Linked DNA regions of Homo sapiens: region 1 is linked to region 2. A link is a loop called in an ENCODE intact Hi-C map of the cell type or tissue named here. Cell type or tissue: heart left ventricle. All regions are shown on one strand. Each heading gives the region's core, and the rest is flanking DNA. Links, peaks and the distances in the headings are about the cores only. Region 1 overlaps GLI2 (GLI family zinc finger 2). Region 2 overlaps GLI2 (GLI family zinc finger 2).

Region 1 (2,899 bases), core at 155-2,654, 140 kb after region 2:
GGGTTGCACCTGCCTCTGGGGGTCGCAGCACAGGCTTAGGCAACCTCGTAAAGCACTGGTTGGGGCAAAAGGGAAAAGAGGGTCTTTCTGAGTCAATGTAATAGTCCCCAAGTCTATGCACAGGCACCTCCCCTCTGTTTATTAGAAAGACGAGAGGGTGAGGAAGGGCAGTGGACCAGGCTTACTGGTCACCAGGTGTCCCACTGAGAGTGCAGGTCCCCTCCCCAGGGCCCACCAGGCTCTCTCTTCCTCATCCTCACGTTTGATGAGGCTAGGCCAGGAGCTGGTTTACAAGCCCATCCGAGGATTTGACAGTCTCGGCCAGAATGAGACCAAACTCCCTCCTCAATGCTGAGCTACCCTTCTCTGTCGCCCATAAATGTCCGCCGGATCTGCTATTTCTTTCACAGTAGAAGTTCACCCAGTGTTCTGCTCAGCTGAGCCATGGGCCCATCCCTAATTTGGACATTTTTCTCCCAACATCCAGTCAAATAGGAAAACAGATCGCACACCAGGCCTTTGCTTGTCCTAGTAAACTCTATCCATGAAGCCTAGGGGCCAAGAACCCTCCTGGCGCATCTGCACCTTTGCAACTCGAGAGAACCTCCCCCGTACAGAGGCCCCAGGAAACACTGTCCCCATCAGGTCCTGGTGGCTGCGAGCTCAGCCGCCCACGCAAGACAGGCTGCCAGTCAGGGAGGAGCAGATCATCCCAGGCTTAGTGTTCTGGGCCCTGAAAACACTTTTTGCATTTCCTCGAGGAGGTGGGTGGGTCGGCCTTGGCAAGGCATCTGAAACCACCGGGAGGCCACACACTAGTTACTGAGTCGGCACATGGCAAGCCCTTCGAAACGCCTCCTGGTCACAGACAGATGAGAAAACATGTTCTTAAGCCACCTCAGCAAACTGCTCCTCTGGCCACTCAAGACTGCACCCCAAGTGGCATAGAGAAACCCTGGAAGATGCAGTGTGGCCCACATCTGCCTGCTCCGTGGCCACTGGAACACTTGAGTGTTTGTTTAAAGAAGTCAGTCCCCTTCCCACTAGAAAAAAAGCTACCCTCTCCAGCGCTCACTCTTTCCTTCTCCACTGAAGTTTTTGCCACAGCAGAAGGCTAACTCTCACAAAGAGAAGAAACACAGACACACAGGGTGTGCACACACGTCCACACACTGGCGTGGACAGCAGCCGTCCCCGCAGGGTGTCCGGAGCCCACACATCCACAGCCAGCCTACCTGGGGGTTGCTGGGGCAGGGTCCCAGGCCAGGAGCCCACCCCCGGAGTGCCTCAAGGCAGCTCTCCGCCTCCTCCTGCCACCAGCTTCTTTGCCGCCAGCATCAGCCTCTGACGTTACTGCCTGGAGAGGGGGGAACTAATGCTCACCAGCTGGCTTGGTGATTTAACCCTCTCGGCTTCCAGGGAACTCCGGCGTCCAGCTGGATGAAAGTGCACAGTCCCCCTAACAGGGGCCCCTGAGCAAATACGAGGGCGACAGCTGAGAGTTTAGACTCGGCAAGAAAGCAAAGCCTGGGATGGCTGAGAGGAGGAGAAATTGGCCCCCAAACCCACCTTCGCTCCACTGTCCTGATTTTAAGGGAGCCAGAGAGAACTATCTTAGCTCAGAGAAAACCAGACAGAGGGCAAAAGGGACCAGCCTGGACCTTTCCTTCACTTGCCTTCATCAGCCTCAGTCTTTCTAAGGGTGGATGCCTCAGTAGATGCTGCTGGAGGTTTCCTCCAGCAAAGCAGCCAACCTTCCCCAGGTTCCCATGGCCTTGGCGGCTGGCCATCCTGCTGCCTGTGCTCGTATTCTGTTCTCTGGGCCCCACTTTTCTGCCTAGTGAACCCGTATTCATCCCTCAAGACCCAGCTCAGGCTGGGTCTGGCCTCCTCCAAGAAGTCTTCCCTGCCTCTCTTCCCCCAGCAGCAGGATGAAGTATCTGGAAATGACTTCTCTTGGAGTCGTTACCACACTAAGATGCTGTCCTTGCACTGATCAGTCCTTCTTCTTAGCTGGTGAGCTCCCTGGGGGCTTGGCCAGTGGGGTATTTGCCCCAGCATAACGGACTGGCACAGTAACTGGTAAATGCCTGCAAGCAGATGAATAAACTGCCTGTGGCAAAGTCCTTCAGATTTCTGGTTCTTGAGAACAAGGCTCAGGTTATAGAATTCTCTGTGCCTGCCATTGGCTTTCAGCTGCTAAAGGAGGAATGGCAAAGGAAGATTAAAAACGAGGGTGGATAGAAAATACAAAAACCGGTGGGGTGCAGTGACTCACGCCTGCAATCCCAGCACTTTAGGAGGCTGAGGCGGGCAGATCACCTGAGGTCAGGAGTTCGAGACCAGCCTGGTCAACATGGCAAAACCCCGTCTCTACTAAAAATATTAAAAATAGCCAGGCATGGTGGCAGACGCCTGTAATCTCAGCTACTTGGGAGGCTGAGGCAGGAAAATTGCCTGAACCTGGGAGGCGGAGGTTGCAGTGAGCCAAGATCACACCATTGCACTCCAGCTTGGACAACAGAGTGACTCCATCTCAAAAAAAAAAAAAAAAAAAATCTCTATTAGTGGCACTCTGTCACTCTGAATATCTACTATCAGTACTTTTAAAGTGCAACACAAACCTCACCCATCTGGAGGTCACTCACTCCTAAAAGGCAACTCTACCAGCTGCAGCCAGGAACCCAACAAGAGCCAAGAAGCCCCTGAGCCCCTAAACCTACATCTCAGAGGCTTTGCACTAAGAGTGTATGATAAAAGCCCCCTAGGCCCTTATTCAGTGCGTCTGGATTCTTGGCTTAGAAACTATTCTAACAAAATGATATGTTTCCCAGCACGTAACCTAGAAGTGGGTATCAGTAAAAGAGGGCGGGGGGCTGCGGCTGCTTCAGATAAGCAG
Region 2 (2,899 bases), core at 147-2,646:
AGCCAAATTAGTGTCAATATGACAATAAAATGCATGGCTTGGAGGCAGTATGAGCAGTAAACAGACAACATTTCAGTCGGAAACATCTCAATCTTCTCAATGTGGTGGAGGGGGAGGGGGTGGCTGTTCTGTCGTTAAATCACCAATATTCAACAGCATAACATGAGAAAATTCCATTTTAGGGCCCGGGTGACAACCAGTGAATTCTCCGCTCTCCAGGGAGCCGCTCAGCAGAATGATGACCTCGGTTCCCTGACTGGTTCTCTATCACCTTCCCACACAGCAGCGCTCCTGTCTTCCTGCTGTAAATCAGGACCCCTTTAAAAACAAGAGGAAATGGGCCTTCACCCACCACTGGGAGACCAGGGAGGGTGGGTTTTCATCAGAGCCTGGGAAATCCCTCTGTCCTGCCGGCACCCTGGCCTCAGTGCCCTGGGAGGAACGCAGGGCTTGGCTTTCCAATCCCACAAGAGCCCCGTAGAGGCCTCTCTAGCTTCTGGCCTTTCTTCCACCACTGCAGTGTGTTCCCAAATGTAGGGCCACACATGGCCCAGATGAGGTTACTTTAGGTTTGATGGAGACAGAGACAGGAACATCCTCTTCAGACAGGGATTAGGTTTTCCATTTCAGAAAAAATACAAAGTTCCATTTGAAGAACCATTTATTTAACCCCAAAAGGTGAGTCTGTTAAAAAATATTACTAAATACACAATTGTGCAGGTGGCACTCAGCTAAGGTAAAAACTGGGCTGGTGGTTTGCAAACCGGTGTACTGGGGACAAGGCCCTGCAGGATGAGGACCCACATGGAGTTCCCACCCACCTCTCCCTGCTCGCCCTCTTGCCTGGCAGAGCCCTCTCCATGCCTTGGCTGGACATTCAAAACCTCTGGAAAGTTCTCTCCCCTACAGTGCTCCCTCCTCTGGGACCATGAATGAAGGTGCTGAGAAAGGAGGCTGGGGTATGAGGGGCGTCAGGTCGGGACAGGCATTCTTGGTCCCGCCCAGGAACTCACACAGGGCTGCGCTGGAGCTCAGGCACCAGGAAGGCAGGGCTTGTGTGCTGCTCATGATGCGTTGCGTCCCTAGACCTAGAACCGAGCCTGGTAAATAGAAGGTGCCCAATAAACACCTGCCGAATCAACCAGCGTGTGTGCATGAGACACAACGACAGAGAAAGGCAGAGAGAGAAGGCCTGTTCTCCTTGGCTGTCCATGAGCTCTCCAGGCCCCCTGCGCCTGCACAGAGCTCACATGCTCAAGATGATGTGTATGGGGGCTTCCTGGTGTGAACACACATTCCTCAGAGAGAGCCAGGCCCCTTCCACAGGTCTCCTGAGCTGCACTGCTGGCGCCAGGGATGGCCCACACAATTTTCTCAGTGAGGATTTGAGCAAAAAGAAACCTAGTGGAAACGCTCATTCACATTCTCTGCTGTGTGGTCTGGAGCTTTCCGGGAGGGACTGGCACAGACCCATGGAGCAGGCACCCACCGAAAACACCTCCCCAGCTCCCATGGTTCACGGGAGGGGAGGGGCCGGGGGACACCCCACAGACAGGTCCAGCCCGAGCCGCCTGGCTGAGAGCCCAGGTGTTGTGTTCAGCGTCTCTTAGAGACATACGTGAGTAACCGTCCACACAGGCCTCGGAGCTAAGTGGAAGTGCGGAAAGCATTTTTAAAAGGTGAAGCGAAGGTTCTGGTTCTAGTTGAAACTGGTTTTGGAAAAAATGTATTAAGTAGCAATAAAAATAGGAGATAATCCTGGACTACTCTGATTTTCTTGGATTGTAACTGACTGGGAACAAAGGGAAAGAAGGCATCTGCTCCTGAAATCCATGGATAAGAAAAATGCTCCCACCCCCACCCCATACTGGAGCTGGAGAAACTGATATCCCTCCTCAGGTGGACTCTGGAATCTGGTGATGCTTCCCCGTTACCTCCATGTCCTGAAGCCAGATGTGTTCCCAAGGCGGAGGTGGAGAAGGCACAGCGGGTGGGGTGTGATGAGTTAACCAGCAGCTGCTGGAGGGCTGGGAGCTCTCGCGCCCACTGCTGAGCTCACCTCTGCACTCCTCTGCTGCTTCCCAGAGATGCTCAGCCCCCGGGGCTGCCAAATGCTGAGTGCCCGGAAGGCAAAGTTGCTCCCCAGCCCCTTCCAGTCCCCTGTGAGCCAACAGCTACATTCCTCGAGTGCTTCTTTCCTTAGCTGGAGCGCATCTTTCCATTCCAGGGTCTTTTCTAAGTGCCATTCACTCATTCACTCACTCACCCAACAAACACAGAGGACCTGCTCCTTGCCAGATGTGCTCCCAGACCTGACAGGGCGGGCCATCGGCCATACGTAAGGAGAAGTCCCAGCCAGTTCCAGTTGGGGGCGCCTTGGGTCCCGCTAGTGCAGTGGAGCTAGTTGGTGGCTTGAAAGGCCTGGGGCTGGATTCTTGTGGGGTCTCAGGAGAAGGCCTAGCGCACCGTGCACAGGACTCTGTGCAGGAATGAGCTCAGGGAGGTATCTGGGGACCTGCATGTGGGGCAGTGCATGGCAAGACCAGTGTGCAGTGGAGAGAGATGAGCTGGAGAGGAAGGCCTCTGGACGGGGGTTCTAAAGTCTGGATTTTATCCTGAGGGGGCTAGAAGTGGCAGGGGCTGAGCGCAGGATGGCGGAGAGGATAAAGATGGGGATGCTGGATGAGCAGCAGCCATGGAGCAGTGCTACGAGGGCGATATGTCACTGTCTGGCCCGGGAGGGGTGACACGCCACTCTTGGAGGCCTGAGGGACAGGATGGGATGGATGGGAGATGGCAAGGAAAAGGTCTGGGAGAACCTGGGGCCTGGGCTTAGGCAGCAGGTGGACAGAGCTGCCTACAATGAAGATACAGAATCCTGCAAGAGTGAGTGGATTTA

The links. Hi-C counts contacts between places; a loop is a spot of excess contacts. Peaks named below come from ENCODE experiments on the same cell type or tissue, not always from the same donor. Only the 100,000 strongest peaks of a DNase experiment are listed, where the experiment ranks them.
Region 1: a loop joins it to region 2, with 2.1 times the contacts of the local background. A loop is called at or near these places in 2 of 110 quality-filtered maps.

Annotation. Positions count from the first base shown.
Region 1 is chr2:120,818,899-120,821,797 of GRCh38, reverse strand. The region is part of intron 2 of GLI2 (GLI family zinc finger 2); the gene reads right to left. Among named protein-coding and RNA genes, the nearest start is that of GLI2, 84 kb to the right of the region's middle. In heart left ventricle, for the core only: no CTCF peak of the experiment used is centred there; a DNase peak (open chromatin) is centred at 1,278; H3K4me3 peaks cover 620 bases.
Region 2 is chr2:120,958,316-120,961,214 of GRCh38, reverse strand. The region is part of intron 5 of GLI2 (GLI family zinc finger 2); the gene reads right to left. Among named protein-coding and RNA genes, the nearest start is that of GLI2, 220 kb to the right of the region's middle. RefSeq lists an enhancer at 811-1,310. In heart left ventricle, for the core only: a CTCF peak has its summit at 2,397 (motif pointing right); a DNase peak (open chromatin) is centred at 1,566.